Linked DNA regions of Homo sapiens: region 1 is linked to region 2. Evidence: chromatin loops called from intact Hi-C (ENCODE). Cell type or tissue: GM12878. All regions are shown on one strand.

The links. Hi-C counts contacts between places; a loop is a spot of excess contacts. Peaks named below come from ENCODE experiments on the same cell type or tissue, not always from the same donor. Only the 100,000 strongest peaks of a DNase experiment are listed, where the experiment ranks them.
Region 1: a loop joins it to region 2, with 5 times the contacts of the local background. A loop is called at or near these places in 93 of 110 quality-filtered maps.

Annotation. Positions count from the first base shown.
Region 1 is chrX:40,148,747-40,156,746 of GRCh38, forward strand. It overlaps a transcript of BCOR not described here. Among named protein-coding and RNA genes, the nearest start is that of BCOR, 55 kb to the left of the region's middle. RefSeq lists enhancers at 1-319, 7,868-8,000 and a silencer at 5,040-5,089. In GM12878, no CTCF peak of the experiment used is centred here; no DNase peak of the experiment used is centred here; H3K4me3 peaks cover 2,120 bases.
Region 2 is chrX:40,096,258-40,104,257 of GRCh38, forward strand. It overlaps BCOR (BCL6 corepressor), which reads right to left and starts at 1,701. Exons shown (of 15, transcript NM_001123385.2): 1 at 958-1,701. LOC107985687 (translation initiation factor IF-2-like) reads right to left here. Exons shown (of 1, transcript NR_171574.1): 1 at 5,479-8,000. RefSeq lists silencers at 1,265-1,324, 1,415-1,464, 1,525-1,754, 1,775-1,894, 2,025-2,194 and 1 more and enhancers at 4,091-4,611, 6,282-6,872. In GM12878, no CTCF peak of the experiment used is centred here; a DNase peak (open chromatin) is centred at 3,444; H3K4me3 peaks cover 1,886 bases; H3K27ac peaks cover 2,602 bases.

The sequences.
Region 1 (8,000 bases), 52 kb after region 2:
AGTAGGACAGATAGCATCACCCCCATTGGCAAAGGAGGGAAATGGGGCCCAGCGGGTTGAGAGAGGTCTGTGCTAAGGTCACAGCGCGAAGAGTGGTGGAAGAGGCCCGAGGCCTGGGGTTTCCTGCCCCAAAGTTAACTTTCCTGTTCCATCGTTGTGTATGTGTTTCTGGGTGAGCATCTGCATGGAGGGGAAGGACTGCCGGACAGGAATGCACAGTCCAGTTAGGGAAGTCCAGGAAGGAAGAACACAGCCCCACACCTCTTCCTCTGCCCGGGTCTCACACAACAGCCCCTGCTCTTTCCACAACAGCCTGGAGCCGGCCCCCCACCAGCCTGCCTGGGGGGAGCTGTTAGTGCCTGGCTGTGCCTTCAGTAGTGCGGATTTCAGAGATCTCGTATCCTCTGCTCTGCTCCGCTCCGCTCAGCTCTCTTCTCAGCCTGTCATCCCCACCCCCAGCCTCGGCTGCAGGATGCCTTGCGTCCAACTGTGGTTTCCGGGCAATAAAACAACTATTAAAGTCTCAGGCACGGCTGGTGATTTGCATCACATCCTCTTGTGCATGGATTCAATGTTTAATACACAATATTGAATACGGATATTAAAAATCAATAGCTGGGGACCCCTGGGGAGGCGGCACAGTGCGATCCTGCTTCGGGAACACAACCAGCTCTTCTAAAAAGACAGGAACGGCAAGTTCAGCCAAGCTGAGCCCAGCGCCAGGGGAAGTGAGGAGTAGTGGATGCATCTCAGCTTCCTGATATGCTTAACTGCGCCATTCCCAGGTCAAGCTAAAGGGAAGCCAAAGGAATGGTGTGCCCCTAGGCTCTACTAGCTTTGAGATGGGAGGGTGGGGAGGTACGGTTTGTTTCCAAGCAGGGTACCAGCCAGGTGCGCGGAGTTGCTTTTTTTCCTTGTTATTTGCACTTAGGTTTGGTTCGAGTCTGAGTCTTACATGCAGGCTCTCAACTCTTCCCACCATGATGGCTCCTTCCTGGGCCTCATGACATCCATCACCATAGGCCCCATGGGGAGCTCTTGGCATAAGCTTTCAGAGAGATGGAACAGGAATCCCAATGGCTCCGAATATGCTTTGCACAGTAAAAGAAATGTGAATGCATGATACCAGGCTCTGAGCTGCAATCTTCTGAGGCACTCTGAGCCTTCAGAACAGAAATCCTCAGGCCGTGTGACCCGCCTAAAGGCCTGGTGATGGCTGAGTGGTGACAGAGGAAAGGGGACGAGAAGGAGACTGGGACATCGAAGCATTCCTGCTCCAGAGCCAGAATCCAGATTGTCCGTTAAACAGCCAGGAGAAGAGCAAGCTCCCAGGATGCATAATTATCTTTTCAGGCCTGAAGAGGAACATGTATTACTCTCTTCTTTATCAAAACATAGAAATATACCTTACCCTAAACAGAAACAAGGTTCTCACAGACTGATGGGGTAGGAGTGAAGGAGAATAAACATCTTTGAGAGGATTCAGTTTTTTTCCACTACGGAAAGGGAAGAGAAACTGACAGTGGGAAACACACTTAGGTTATCTGATTGGAAAGGCCTGGGGGATTTTAGATGCCAAAAACTGTGTGAACTTGACCTAGTGAAATGTCATCTTAGACACCAAATTATAATAATAATTTTATGGATTCATTTTTATCATAGTTTAAATCAATAAGGATTGAGTTGGAAATCTTGCTCTAGTTATAAATAGATGGAGAGAACACCTCAGGAAAACTCCAAAGTAGTAATTTGGGTAAAAGTTAGAAGCGGAGGAAAGAGGTGGAAAATGACAGTTAATGAGCCTGTGGCCTCCACTCTTTGTTACCTAACAGTTGTCAGAGAACCATCAAAGGGAGGGAACAGGCGCCCTTCTCAGAACCATCACAGGAAAAGCAGACATTCTCTGGCTGCTGCAGATCCCCCCGGTGGTGGTTCCTACACCCAGCCTCCTGGGAGTTTGCCTATGTGTATTTATGTGTTTCCGGGCTGGGGAGTGTAGCTACTTTCACAAGATTGGGCCCTGAGCCTGTGAAACCCACTAGCGAAAGTTCTACCACGAGGAAAAGCCATTCTAAGGCAATGCTGGAGACCAGGAACTGCTCTGCCATCATCAACAATATCTTCATGATTCCTGCACTAGCAAACTGCTTCACATCTTCCCACCTCAACCATGGGGCCGAGCTCTGGGCCTCTTACAGATCCATACAGGCGGGACCTTTTGCAGCTAGCACAGATGTGTGGTTAAGGCATGAGACAGCTGGCCAAGGGGAAAGGAGGCTAAGGCTGGGGATGGCTGGGAAGGACCAAGGCCCAGGAGGGCCTCCTGGTACAAGCATAGAACTGACCCAGCATGGGGGAGTTGTACCTCCAGAACCCACTAAGGGTGGCACTTCCCCCCTGGACCCACCAGGTACTCCAAACCAAGAGGAAAAGCATCCTTGTGGCATGTGGGTGGATTAGGCCCAAGGCGCAGGTGAGCTCTGCTGCAGAAGGAACCTACACACCAAGTCCCAAATGCCCAAGTGCTGACAGGGATTGGGGCAAGCAGGAGGGAGGGGGGATCTTTCTGCCTCCCATCACCTCACCCTTCTGTAATGTTTTCCTGGAATGAACAGAAGTCGCCAGCAGAGTTGTTCCTGGAGCCCCTCCCTCCGGGACTGTCACTACCTCCTGGTGTAAGACAGGGAGGACCATGGCCTTCTGCCGGGAGGATCCTCTGGCTAGTACCCGAGCCTTGGATTCTGGCACGAAGCCTCACAGTTCCGATAAGGCTTTACCTCCCTTCCCACGTCTCGAAGAAAAACACCCCCTGGAACTGCTGGGGTGAACTCGGAGCCTGAGGCCAGGGTCAGCGGGGGGACGGGTCCCCACCACCACCAAGTTGCCGGCAGAGGTAACAGCTGTGGAAGGGGGAGGGGAGCGACAGGCAGCCACGACTGAACGGTTGCGATCTAGAAAATTCAACAAGAGGCCGCAGCGGTGGCGGCGGCGGCGGCTCCAATTAGCTGAGCCAACTGGGGAGGCAGAGAGCGAGACGGCGGCCCCGCCGATCGTGTCCCGGGCGAGCAGGCAGGCGGGGGCGCGGGGCCTCGAGCTGCCCCGGCGGCCCTCGCTCGGCCCCTCCCGTGGGTTCTCGGAGCGCGCCTGGTGTTTACACACTGTCCTTTCGACGTGAGATCAAGTTTCAGGCCGCGCTGGAGGCGCCAGGGGCCGGCCACAGGCCCAGGAGAGGGGAAGAGGTGGAGCGGGATCTAAGGCAGCGCTGCGCCGACGAGAAGGCCTGGCGCTCGTGGGCACAGCTAGTGCAGCGGTCCCCACGGGGTGGGGTGGAGAGAAGTTCACTGGGCACGGTGGGTAGGGGTTGGTGGGGTTGCAGGGGGGTATCCGGAGAGAGAAACACCTCCAAGTCACTAGAGTATTTGTCTTTCGCTCACTCGGGCCGGGGAATTTAGTCCTGCAAGGGGACAGGCGGCGGCGGGGATATGCTCAGAACCCAGGCGCTTCGACAGCCCTGAGCGCCCCTTGTGCGCTCTTCACCCCTCCCCACCCCGTCCCTTTGATATACTACCGGATCTAGGCCATTGTTACGGGGAGGGGTATGTGGGCCGAAGGAACTCGGGGTTGGAGACCTGGAGCTTCCCAGCGCGCCCTGGCCCTGGCGCTGCGGAGGCCTCGGGTGGAGTGCTGGAGGGCTCGCCGCTGCGCATCTCCTCTGAGCTGGCAGCCAGCGGGTGCCCCACGCTGTCAAGCGGCGGCGGGTGAGCTTCCAGCAGCACAGGCACACTGTAAACAGCCGCGTGCACGCCCTCCCCGCCCGGGCTGGGAACCTCACCCAAACACCACGCCGCTTTCTCTCCGGCTACCGGGCGAGGCTTTTGTGGCCAAGCCTAGGGGAAGGGGGTCCCCACCCCACCCCCAGGCCACCCGGGCCCCGGAGCCAGCGTTCTGAATCTGCAGGAGTGCGGGGTGCTGCGGGGAGGGGAGGGAGTCAGCGCCTGCCCCCTCCTCACTGAATGTCTGCTTTGTTCCGGAAAACAAGGGAAGCATTAGGCGGCTGCCCCCGGGGAAACACAAAACTTCTTTTTGAATCTCGGGAAAGGCGGTTGACTGCATTAAGGAGCTCCCGAGACAGAATGAGGAAGGGAAAAGCCGAGAGGGCGGGAGGAGACAGGGAGACTTCCGCGGGAGGCCGATGGTCAAAGTGGGGGGTGAAACCGCTCAGGGTGACCGGGCTGGAGACCCAGGAACCCGATTCGGCGCGAAGGTGCCGCGCGAGTTCCAGCGAGCAGCCTGCCCGGCCAAGTGGCGCCTGCCCAGCCGTCGGCCGTGCCAGCTTCCTGCCCTGCCCAGGACCGCGGAGCAGTCGGGGACGCCGCCGCAGGCTGGCCCGGAATCGCAGGACAGCGGCGGGGGGAGGGGGTAGCCAGGCCGCAAGTAAACTCGCACTAGAGCTTTCTGCACACCTCCGCCCTAGAGAGGGGGCCCGGACCCCCGGTCTGTGAGGCGTCGGCTTTGGCCTTCCAACCTTGGGGTGCGCGAGGAAGCAAAGACCCAGGGGGCACCCCCACCCTCGCCCAAGGCCCGAGGGTGGGGGACAGCTGAAATGTCTTTGGTCTTGTTTGATGACCGCTTGGCGGATCTGCTCCCATCCGGGTTCTGCCGTTCCGAGAGTGCCGGGTCAGTGATACCCAGGCCGGTCTGAGCAGGCATGTGGATGAGCAAAAGCAAATCTGTCGCTCCTCCGACCGCCACCCCTCACTTAACCTTTCCTGCATCCAAGGAAGGGGAGGGCACCCAGACTCTGCCCCACCCCCCGCGGGGCGCTCCCTCTGCCTCGGAAGCTGAGACTAAGAGCGAGGGTTTTCCCCCTTTCCCCTGGGCTCGCTGGGTTTCTAACTTCCTCTAAACCTCCCTCCTCGCTCCGAAAAGCCCCGAGGAGAGGAGCTGAGAGGAAGCACGCCGCTAGTGTGCAAAATGAAGACCATGTGTGAGGACGGCGGCATCAGAGTGCAGCCGCGGGGGTTAGGGGGTGGCAAAGGCCCCCGCGCGGCCGGAGGCTCGGGGCCGCAGCAGCCAGTGCCTCTGCTCTGCGTTGGGGACTCGGAGCCGCAGCGAGAGGCAGTGGAGAGGCAGGGCTGGCCTCGTGGCGGGAGGCGAGGAGGGGGTGCGAGGGCTGCCGCGCCGTGGGGGGCAGGGGGCGGGGACGCAGCCCCGGCTTCCTGGGCCGCAGCTGCGACCGAGGGCGCAAGAGCAGATCGTGCTCTGCGGCGGTGGCGGCTCGGGCCCGCCGCTCTAGCAGCTGAGAATCAACAAAGGGAGGCGGCGGGGGAGGGGCGCCACCGAGCGTTCGCTGGCTGCTCTGGAATAATAAAAAATAATTAATAATGATAATAAGAGAAAAATCCCCCGGCTTTCATGGCTCTGGGTTTCCGTGTGGCTGCAGCGGGAAGCGCGCTGTCCTTGAGGCGGCCTCTCTCGCCTGGCCTGCCCGCCCCTCCCCCTCCTCGCCCCCTCCCCTCCCCAGGAACCGGGAAGAGAAAGGTCTGCAGCTGACAAATATTATCCATTCTCCCCATCGATCGCGGAGTGTACAGATGTGAGCGCTTGATGTGCCCGCGGAGCGGCGGATCCTCCCTGCTCGCTCGCTCTCGCCCAGGCTCCGCTCGCCGTCCCCCTCCTCCCCCTTTGTTCTCCTCCCCTTTCCCTCTCTTTAAATAGATTTCAGGGCGCTGCCTGTTGGAGAGCAGCTGGCGATCTCTCCCGAGAGAGGGAGCGAGCGAAGCCCGAGGTGCCCTGTCACCAGCCTCCCCTCCCCCACCTCGGCTTTTCTCTACGTCCCCCCCACCCCACCTTTCTCCAGTTTCCAAAATAGAAAACACCGGGAACACCCACGTCCACTGCACCGCGAGCCCCTGGGAGCCTTTGGACCCCTCGTGCTGTTCCTTGTGTCTGTGTCTGTGCAGAGGAAGGGCAGTGCAGGGAGGGGACCCAGGGCCGCGGCAGAAGAGCCAAGGGTCCGGATCTTTCCCTGGCAGCAGCAGGGACGCAGCGTGGGTCACGCTAACAGGGTACAGTTTACCCATTAGGGAAAGTCGGCGGAGACGGCCCTGTTATTCCTCTTTTGCAGATGGCAGATTAATCCGGCAGCACCCGGCCTCAAAGGGACCGGCTGCTCGGCAAAGGGTTAACCCGTCGGCCGGTAATCGTGGACACGCGCGCACACACACACACGCACGCGCGCGCGCGTCCTCTCCGCCTGCCCGAGCGCCCGCCGCGGCCCGCAGTGCGCCCGGGGCTGGGGGAGTAGCTGCGGGAGGGGAGGGGGTCGGGGGAGGGGCGGGGCGGGCTTAACCAGGCCGCTCGACTGAGCCGGGGCCACCTCGCCGTCTGTCACTTAAATGATTGTCCTCCGCTCCGCTCAGTGCGGTCAGTACGGGCTGTTAACAGGCAGTTGCAATCAGTTTCCGAAAGGTCAGCCAAGGTCCTCCGGCTCTCGCAGACGGAAGGCATTACGAAACCGCTTTTGTATCTGCAGGCACTTTAGAAAAAGAGGCGAGAAGGGGCGCACCGCAGTGCCGCGGCTGCTGCGACCGGGGGAGAGGGTCGGGGGCTGCGGAGCAGAGGAGTCCGCACCCCCGCGGCCAGGGTCAGGCGGCGTGGATATCACCCGCGGAGTGACCCAGGGCCTCCGGGTTTCGGTGGGGAAGCAGGAAGGGGGTGGGGAGCAGGCGGCAAGGGAAGGAGGAGTGGGAGGAAGTGGGAGAGGCGTCCTGGCTCCTCTCCTCACCCAGCCAACAGCCCACACCCGGACCCAGACGGGAGCGGGCGGCCTTGGACGCGAGGAGACCCCACTCGGACTCTCAGGCCCTCCTGGCGCCTGGAAGTAGGGAGGGGGTGTGGGGGGGGGAAAGACCCTCGCCGAGCGAGCGAGTCCCAGCGCGGTGTCTGAAGACGCTGCTGCCGCCGCCGCTAGAAGTCGTCCATCAGCAACCAGTCCAACCTGCCAGTGATAATGTGCGATCAACACCAAATCACCCCCGCCAGGCGCGATCCATCATCGCAGCGCGCCGCGGGCCCGCGTGAGGCTGACTCGCGGCTGGGGTGGGGAGGGGGGGCGCGCGGAGCAGGAGGCGGTCGCCCAGCACACCCGGACTCTCCGCGCACCTCGCTGCCCCTCCTGGAGGCCTGCACCCAGGCGCTCATAACTCTCCAAGTTCCCCAGCTACAGAGCGAAAACCCAGTGGCTCCGAGTTCTGGGCACAGCTCACTTAGGAATCCGCGCGTCCTCCGCGCCCTGCTGTCGTGGTCACACCCTGCAAAGCCATTCCAGCCTCGGAGCTGCCCTGCCCATCCCCTCCCCCTCCTCCGAGAAACCGTGGCTGGCAGGAAATTAATATTTAATATCGTGAAATTGATTAAAGGGCTGGAAGCCGGCGATGGGTTGGGGGGAAGGGTAGGGACTCCTAGCGTAATTAAAGATCTGAGAGTCGTGGTCGTTCCTTGTCGGCCCTGGCCGCACGTGGCCTTTGTGAAGCCGAGGCGGGGTCGGACTGGGCTGAGCCTGGCGAGCCGGGGTCAGGAGCCCGTGCAGCTTAGGCTCTGGCCCGCGCGGCCGGGTTTTTTCGGGGCGGGGGTAGGGCTGGGGCGGCACAGCAGCGGCAGGGGATGAGGAGGTGACCTTAGGGCACCCGGGGCTGCGCGCAGAGCCACTCTTCCCCTGCCCGCCTGCACCGTGGGCCACTGGAGCCCGAGGGTCGGGTGCTACAACTGCTGTCTTGCTTGTACAGCACAGAAGCGCCTTTACTGACCAGGTGGCCTCGAGGGCGCACCGCCTACCCCCCAGGCCCCCTTTCAGCAGCCTCACTCTGGGCCCCGCTTCGAGGCGCCTCCCCAACCCCTGACAGGAGTCTTCTGAGCCCCCCACGCAGCCCTTCGGGAGGGGAGTCAGGTTCACCTTTCCCCCTGCAACTTGGAAATCCTAGGGCTTAGGCGCCCCGGGG
Region 2 (8,000 bases):
TGCCCAGCGGAGGGCCCAGGTCTCGCCCGCCCCCGCCCTCCCTCCACGACGCTGCCCCCGCACAAGCACATTCTACACCCACCCCTGGGGGCTCATAACTTAAAACCTACGCTGAACATCGGGGAGGGAGAGGAGGGGGAAAGCGGGAGGGGGATCGCAGATTATAATCTTAAAAGAACATTTACAAAACAAAGCGTCTGACCTGGCTGGCGGGCGGGCCAAGTCGGAACCCCTTGCTCTGCTCGATTTCTTAGTAGTTTTTTTTTTTAATCCACGTGATTCGTGCTTTGGGGCAAGCCAAGAAAAAACGGGACTCCCCTCCCGAGTTGCGCGGCAGCGGCGGCAGGTCGAGCTCGGCTCGGCCCGAGGCACTCGCCACACACCCTCGCGCACGCACACGCCGACGTTCCACTTGGAGGAACGACCGGCCCCCGGAGAGGCGAGACGAGGCGGCGGTGGCGGCGGCTGGGGGTTTTTACAGTTCTTTCCCGAGTCGAAAAAGAAAGCAGACGGCAACCCGCTGCCCTCCCCTTCCTGCTCGCGAGCTAACGCCGAACCCAGCTTCCCAGCTTCCAGCCCACCTCCCCCCCCTCCGCCCGACTCGCGGCGCTCAGCGGCGACCGCGCTCCCGCGCACAGACACACACAGGCTGCAAACTTCCACTCTGCGAACTCCCTGCTCTCCTCCTGGCCCACCGGGAGGCGCCAGGCCCCCAGCCGCGCCCCCTCCCTCCCTGGTGCCCACGCGGGGCCGCTTAGGTTGGCTGCATTTTAAATAACATAGCTATGAAATAAAAACGAAAGCGAGCCAAGCAGCCAAAGGGAAGCGCGAGGCAAAAGCTTCGCGGGGTACGCTGCGGGAGGGGGCCCCGGGAGAGGGGGCCGACTGCAGCCCTCAGCGCGCCCGCCCGCCCACCCGTCCGCGGTCTCCCGGGGGAAAGGTGTTCCGGGCACTGACCTGAAATCCCCGGTGGGGGAGTAGGCAGGGAGCCTGCGATCCGGCTCTTTGAAGTTTTCCCCCAAGCGGACTCGAGGCGGCGAGAAGGAGCGGGGGGCGGTTGGGTGGGTGGAGAGAGATATGAGGGGTGGGGGGGGTTGGCGACGTTAACGAGCGGAGAAGGAGCCGGGCCGGAGAAGCGCGGCGAGCAGCAAAGTTTGCGGTCCCCGGCTGCCCGCAGCCCGCTCGCGGCGCCGCGCTCACTCGACTCCCTCGCCGTCTGCTGGCAGCCGGCTGCCCTCGGGGTCGGCCCCGCCGAGGGGTGGGCTCTGGGCCGGGTGGGGGCGGGGCGGGGCGGGCTCGGGGCCTCCGGGCAGGTGGCGACAGCCCCGTGCGATCCTCCGGGCTCCCGCAGCTGGACTGGGCTTGGCCGAGCTCAGCAGCTCCCGCGCTGCCGCCGCCGCCCGCGCTCGGGCAGGAGCCCCAGCGCCATGTTGACGGTTCGCCGCGAGCGCCCGCTCGGGCTGGGTGTGTGTGAGTGTGTGTGAGTGTTGGCCAAGTCGTCCCTGCGCGGCGACAGCGCGGCTTGGGCTCTCCGCCCGGCGGCTCGCGGGCTCCCCCTCCGCCGCCGCCGCCCGCCTAGCTCCCGCTCTCGGTCGCGGTCTGGGCTCCTGCGCGTCTCCCCCGCAGCCGCCGAGCTCGGCCCGCGTTCAGCGAGGAGCGCAGCTCTGCCTCACCTTGCCGCTGGGAGCCCAGGCTCCGTCTGCCGCCGCACGCCGCGATCCCAACGCGTCCCCCCTCCCTGGTTCCCTCCTCTTCCTCCTCCCCCTCCCTCCGCCCGTCCTCCCTCCCGCCCGCCCTACCTCCCTCCCTCCCAACAGCCGCCTCCCCTCCCCCCGCAGGCGCAGCGCTCGGGCGACAGCCGCCCGCCCGCCGCCGCCTCCAGCTCTCGCAAGTTTGAGCTCCGCCAGTCTCCGCTCACCCTCCGCTGCGGCGCCTCCGCGGCGGGGTTTCGGGAGGGGTGATTCCCCAGGAAAGGTTTGCCCGAGTTTCCCCGGCCGTCATCGATGCACGGCCCGGCACGTTTTGGCCTCTCTGGATCCGAACCCCGGACCACTTGGGTGGCGCCCCCCCTCCTCGTCCCCCGGCCTCCCCTCCCCAGCTCGGGCCGAGTTGGCTGCGCACGCCCGACCCGGGCGCACGTCCTGGGCGAGCCGGAGACCGACTTGGGCGGCGGCGGCGGCGAGGGCTGCCGGCAGAGCCAGAGCCGAAGGGATGGGGGCGGCGGGGGCGGCTCTCCCAGCCGCGCGCCGAGACTCCCCTCGCTACCCAGAAGGCCAGTGGAGGACCGCAATTACCATAAAGCGCCTCGCACTCCGCTCAGCCAAAGCTGTCAAACCCCAGCGGCAGCAGCCGCTGCCGCCGCCTCTTGCCACCAGCGCTGCGCTCTCCCGGCCTCGTCCCCTCCGAGACCCAGCGGAGCGTGGCCTGTGTGCTCCCGTGCTCACCCCCACCCCAGTTTGCCCCTTCCTCCCAGAGGAGCCCTTTCCCATTTCGGTGTTAAAAGCTACCTGAAAACACCACCCCAGGCAACGGTGGCCGTTCCGCCTGAACTCCGCGCCCGAGTTCCCCGGACGTTTCAATTGTGTGGGAATTGTTTGGAGGTGGGGGAAGGGGGGAGCAGCCCGTGGAGGCACCGGGAGGCGTGTGGGGGGCGGTCGGCGAGCGGAGATCCGCCTGTATTTCTCCCGGTTCTCGAGCATTTTCACGGTCTGTACCTCTGATGGTTGGAGGGGCTGCCCAGGCCCCTCGCCCCGGCGTTGGGAGATTATCTCCCGCGTTTTATTTTCCTTGACAGGGAGCAACTTTTGGCTTACACCGTTCGCCCCATAAATTTCCACTCGGTAACGTCGTGCTGATCGGTGCTTGGCGGCGGCGTACAGCCTGCGCCCGCAGCAGTTCAATTCAATTGACACGTATTGAGCTTCTCCAGCGCACCCGGCGCGGCTCTGGGCGCGGGGGGAGGGCGGGGGCAGGCGGGAGGGAGGGGGAAGCGGAGAAGCGAGGTTCCGGCCTCCCCGGAGCGCAAAGCCTCAAGGGCGAGCCGAGAAGCCCTAGTTGGTGAAGCTGGCGGGAAGGGGTAGGAGTGGGGGAGGGGGTATTCCGGACTAACCGCGCCCAGACTGCGGGCCCGGACTTCGCGGCCAATGGTGACCCCATTCGGCTGCCCACTAGGGTCTTTTTATACTGGGAAGGGGGTGGGGTGTCTCTTTCTGCCTAAGGACAAGATGGTGCAGGCTCCATGAAACATAAATCTGAAATGGAGGTGGCTTGTAAATCCACACGGAAAGTTTTTAAAATATCCTGGAGTGTCCCCATGCCAAAAATAATCAAAAGCATCTCAAGTTGATTACTAAGTCAAGGTCAAGGCCAAAATCAGCTCTAGCTAGCAGATATTTTCCCTTTTAAAAATTAGACTCACTACTGACTGTGGGACTGGTATTAGGTGCGATTTTATTCATTCTGTTTTAGTTCTCAGCACATAGTTATAAAAACAGCCCTTCTCAAAGCAGAAGTGAAACATCTCTACCGTTTGAAACCCGAAACTTCGGCAGAATTAAATCTTCATGCTCCAGAGCTGCTTATAACAACTGATGCAAAAGACAGGCGAGCAAGTGCCCCCGCGAGCAGTGCCCAGCCAGGCTGGGCCGCGAACGCTTCCAGGACCAGCGCCTGCAGAATGGAATGCACGCTTTTTTCTTCCTGGTCTTTCTGGGGGTGGATATCTCTGCAAGCCAACCCACACATTTTTTTAATCTCCGGTAACAAGCAGAAAGACACCTGGACTATTATGCTGTAAAACTATTTTTTATAAAGACATTTTAGGACCAGACATTAAAAGTTATTAGATTGAACGCATGCGAGTTACAGACACAGCTGGAGAAAAGGCCTCTGGTTGTGTGTTGTGGCAACATTTCTTTTTGAAGCGACTCCTTTTATTCAAAACAAGTCAAAAATAACCGGGAAGGCTGAAGCTGGGTATTTGTGGGGAAACTCTGAACGTGGTTCCAGGCGAGGAGGCCGCTCTGCTGCTGCAGGCTGGACGGGAGAACTGGCCTGGGCCAGTGTGGAGCCGTGCCAGGCTCTTCCGGCTCGGTTAGGCCGAACCGCAGAGGCCCTGGCCCGGCGCCCAGCCACCTTCTATCCCCTCCCCTCGTCTCCCCAACTCTGCCCCCAGGCACAGGCTTTTCTCGGAGTTCGAAGTCGCATGTAAACGTCCAGAACTTTTAGAAAATCCAGGAACCGAGCTCGGGGCCTGCAGCCTCTCAGAGTCTTACGGCCTCCCGGGGCTGCTGACAAAGAGGCCTGTTTGTCTAACTTTAAAAGTCCTAGAATTCGGGAGGCTGAGCCAGGAGAATCGCTTGAACCCGGGAGGCGGAGGTTGCGGTGAGCCGAGATCGCGCCGTTGCACTCCAGCCTGGGCAACAAGAGCGAAACTCCGTCTCAAAAAAAAAAAAAGAAAAGAAAAAGAAAAAAAAAAGTCCTAGAGTTAAAATGAACAGGGGTGGTGGGGGTGCTGTAAATGCGAAGGGGCCGAGGGGAGGGCTGACTGGGGGAGAAATTTGATGCTGGAGACAAACAGGCCAGTAAATTCGCCTTTGACGTAATTTGCAACATCCTCCCCCACCTTTTCTAGGGATCTTGCCTCCACGGTAGGCTGGTAGGATTAAAGGGTTTCTCCTCCATCTCCTAGGGATACATTTTTCAACTCCGTGGGATTTCAAAAATATCTTATTAAGGGAGTCCTAAGAGGCATGAGTGGTGGGGGGGATTCGTGACTCACTGGGAATTAAAATGTGGGATTTTCCCGAGGCGCTATAAGGCAGAGGGGGGGAGGGGAGATTACACCTATTGGCCCGGTTAGTTCCAATTGTTCTGGGGAAAACAAGCAGAAAGCTGTCGAAGGGCAATCCCATCTTGTGTCCTCACTTAAGAAGGGGCTCAGGGAGCTGGGGATGCCGCGGGGCCTGCAATGGGTGCCGGCGGTTTGGCCCTTCTCCTGCCCCCTCCTCTCCTGCCCTCCCACAAGCCCTTCGGGAGCTGACCCGGGGGTCAGGCTGCTATACCCAGCACTCAGCAAGGGGAGGATTTCAATGAAAACAGAGGAGGAGGAGAGAGTGAGCAAAGGAGTGCATGGGAGGGGAGGCCGTGCAGCCCACGGAGAAATAAAGAAATAGGTGCCGAAATGAGAGGTGCTGCGGATGGAGCAGCGGGGGCTGCCCCTCCGCCACCAATCTCCCTTCCCATGGAAGTGTCTCCTGATTATAACAAACCACTCGACCTCAGGCTAACCAGGCCCTGCAACTGGGCAATCGAGCTGGCCCTTCTAGGAGCAGGCCTTGAGCCTGGCTGCCCTTCTCAAGGCAGGTTGACTCTGCAAGACCCGCTAGGGCCTCTCCCACACACCTCCAGCTCCACCCTGGCCTAGGGGAAAGGCCAGGCATCCTGTGTTTGGGGGGACCCTGGCCTTCTAACCTTGTGTGCAAGATTTATTTATAACGTATACTAGGATCCACATCATAAAGCTTATAACGTATGTGTAGGCTTCCGATGGTCCTCCTCGGAGGCTGTTCTCAGGGCGATGACACTTGGTACTGGAACAGGTGGGACTCGGATGAGTACAGATAATGTATTTTTACATAATGTGAGGTAGCCTTTCTTTAAAAACACACCCACACTTATAGTCTTCTGGTCACTTTGTACAAGAACTCTGGGCTTATCCAATGGCACTTTAAAAAACATCCGCTGCCCCATCCTCCAAGCACAAGGCACAGCTGGCTTCCCCTCTGAAACTCAAACGAGGTAACAAACAGGAGGCGCATCCTCCTCCCAGGATTTCACTCATCTGGAAACATCTAAAGGTAGCTGCCTCCCAGGGCAGAAGACTGCTGGACTTAAGGGTCGCCAGGCTGAACATGACTGTTCTTTCTTCTTCCTAGCCTTTGGAGGGTTATTGGGTGTTTGGGGAAGGAAGGCCCTAAGGGCAGCCTCTCCGTGGTTCCTAGCAACCATCTTGGAATTTCTGGTCTGGGCTCGATTTGGGTCAGGCCCTGAGCTCCCCGAACACAGGCACGTGTGGGTGAACTGGCATCTACACTACGGGGGCCCGCAGGGTGGTTGGGTGTCGACCAAATGGGCATAATACAGGAGGCTTCTGGGAGGCTGGCCGCCTCTTGCGCTCGGCAAGGGCTTAAGAGCCCTCGACGCCGCCGCGCTGGGCCGGGTGCTCCTGCAGATAAACCCGGACGCCACGTCCCGCCTCGGCTGCTTATTTAGCAAGGCGCCTTCTGCGCATATTTTACCCGGCTGGGGGCAGTGAGTGGGAACCGCCGGGAGAGGGGGCGGGGAACCACCAACTACTCGCCTTCGGACCCAGTGTGCCGGCCTCCGGCCCCAGCCATTTTGTATCCAGCTTCCCTCCTCCACTCCCACCGGGTCCCTGCGAAGACGCACCACCCCGAACCCCTTCGCGGTACCACTCCCGAACTGGAGGGGTAGAGAAGGCTCTGCCAGCCCCTCGCCTGCAGCAGGAAGGTGGGTACGGACCAGCAGAAGGGAAAGCGGTGCTGATCTGTCTCTAAATACCTCTGCCCTCCCGCCCCCAACAAAGTCGGTCACAGAGGTGAGTGGCGCGGGATGGTTGCCTCGAGAAGGTCGCAGCCAGGAGCAAAGCTTTGGGGCTCACAACGGACTGGGCATTCCAAACGGTGTAATCTTCGGCACATTTCACCCGCTCCCATTCCACCTTCCGAACCACTCTGCTCTCGGTGCTCATCCTCCTCTCCATACCTGCGTTCCCAGCGCGTTAGCAGCCGCGCAGCCCCCGGCCCTGAGTGCGGGGGGTGGGGTGGGGGGGCTCAGGGTGGTTTGTGTGGTGCGGCCTGACAGAACCTTCTGTGTGCGGCGGAGGGAGGAGGCTAATGCATAATGCACAGCGCCTGGAAGCCCGGCCATTAGCGGCCTGTCGGTGACACAGACAAACGACTGAGAGGGAGGAGATCCAGCTCGCTCTGGAGTTTAAATAGACCAGCGTGGAGGGGAAACGCCATGATTTAAAAGTGTGTGTTTGCAGACACTCGCATATATTTTAATGATTTCCAGCAGGCTATGTGTCCTAGCCTTGCATCCCCCCCTCCCCAAAAGGAGGATGTGTCTAGAGGAGGGAGGATGAAGGCAGAGTGAGAGGCCTCAACCCAGACCCACCAGCAGCTTTTGAGAGATGAAGGAGGGGAGAAGTTCAGAAAGCGAGGCCTGGGGAAGCCACACGACCCAAGGCCAAGCCCAGATTTTGTTCTTAAAATAATAATTTAAAAAAAGAGCCACCCAGCCTTCCACCCTGGACTACACCCTGTGTTGTACCAGAAAGGCCTGGGGGAAAGAATAAATTCTGCCACCCTTGCTTCCCCCGGGAGCCCACATTTTTGAATCTTCCTTTTCCACTGACACTCCAGAGACCTCCTTCCTCCCGGTTTAACACACTAGTGTTTTTTAGCAATTAAGGCGAGAAGGGGGTGGGGATAAAGATAAGCCAATTTTTTTTTCCGCCATGCAAGTGTGAGAGATAAGATAACGCTAAGCTGGGGCAAAGCGGCTGCTTACAACCTCCCCTTAGCGATTTTGATCGGTCACTTCTTATCTCGCAAAAATGCTCTTTTCGAAAACTGGATCAAAAAAGAAAAAGAGAAAAAGAAAAGAAAGAAAGATTTTCATTTGGAAGTGACATTTAAAACCCACCTCCCCTCCACTGACAACCCACCCCCCATTGGCGGGGCTCCCCAGGAAAAGTCGCACCTCGACTGCAGGATTTCAGGCTTTCTCGCGGGGGGCAGGATTACTAGTGCAATTAGGCTGAATAAAACCAGGGATGCGTGATGAGGATTTATCCTGTATCCAACCCAAGCTCGCGGCTGGGTTTTCCTTCTCTTAGTTACTGGTCGATGTTTGTGTTTCGCCATCGCACTCAGTGCCTTCAAACTAAACAGGTAGTTATACTTGGGAGGGTC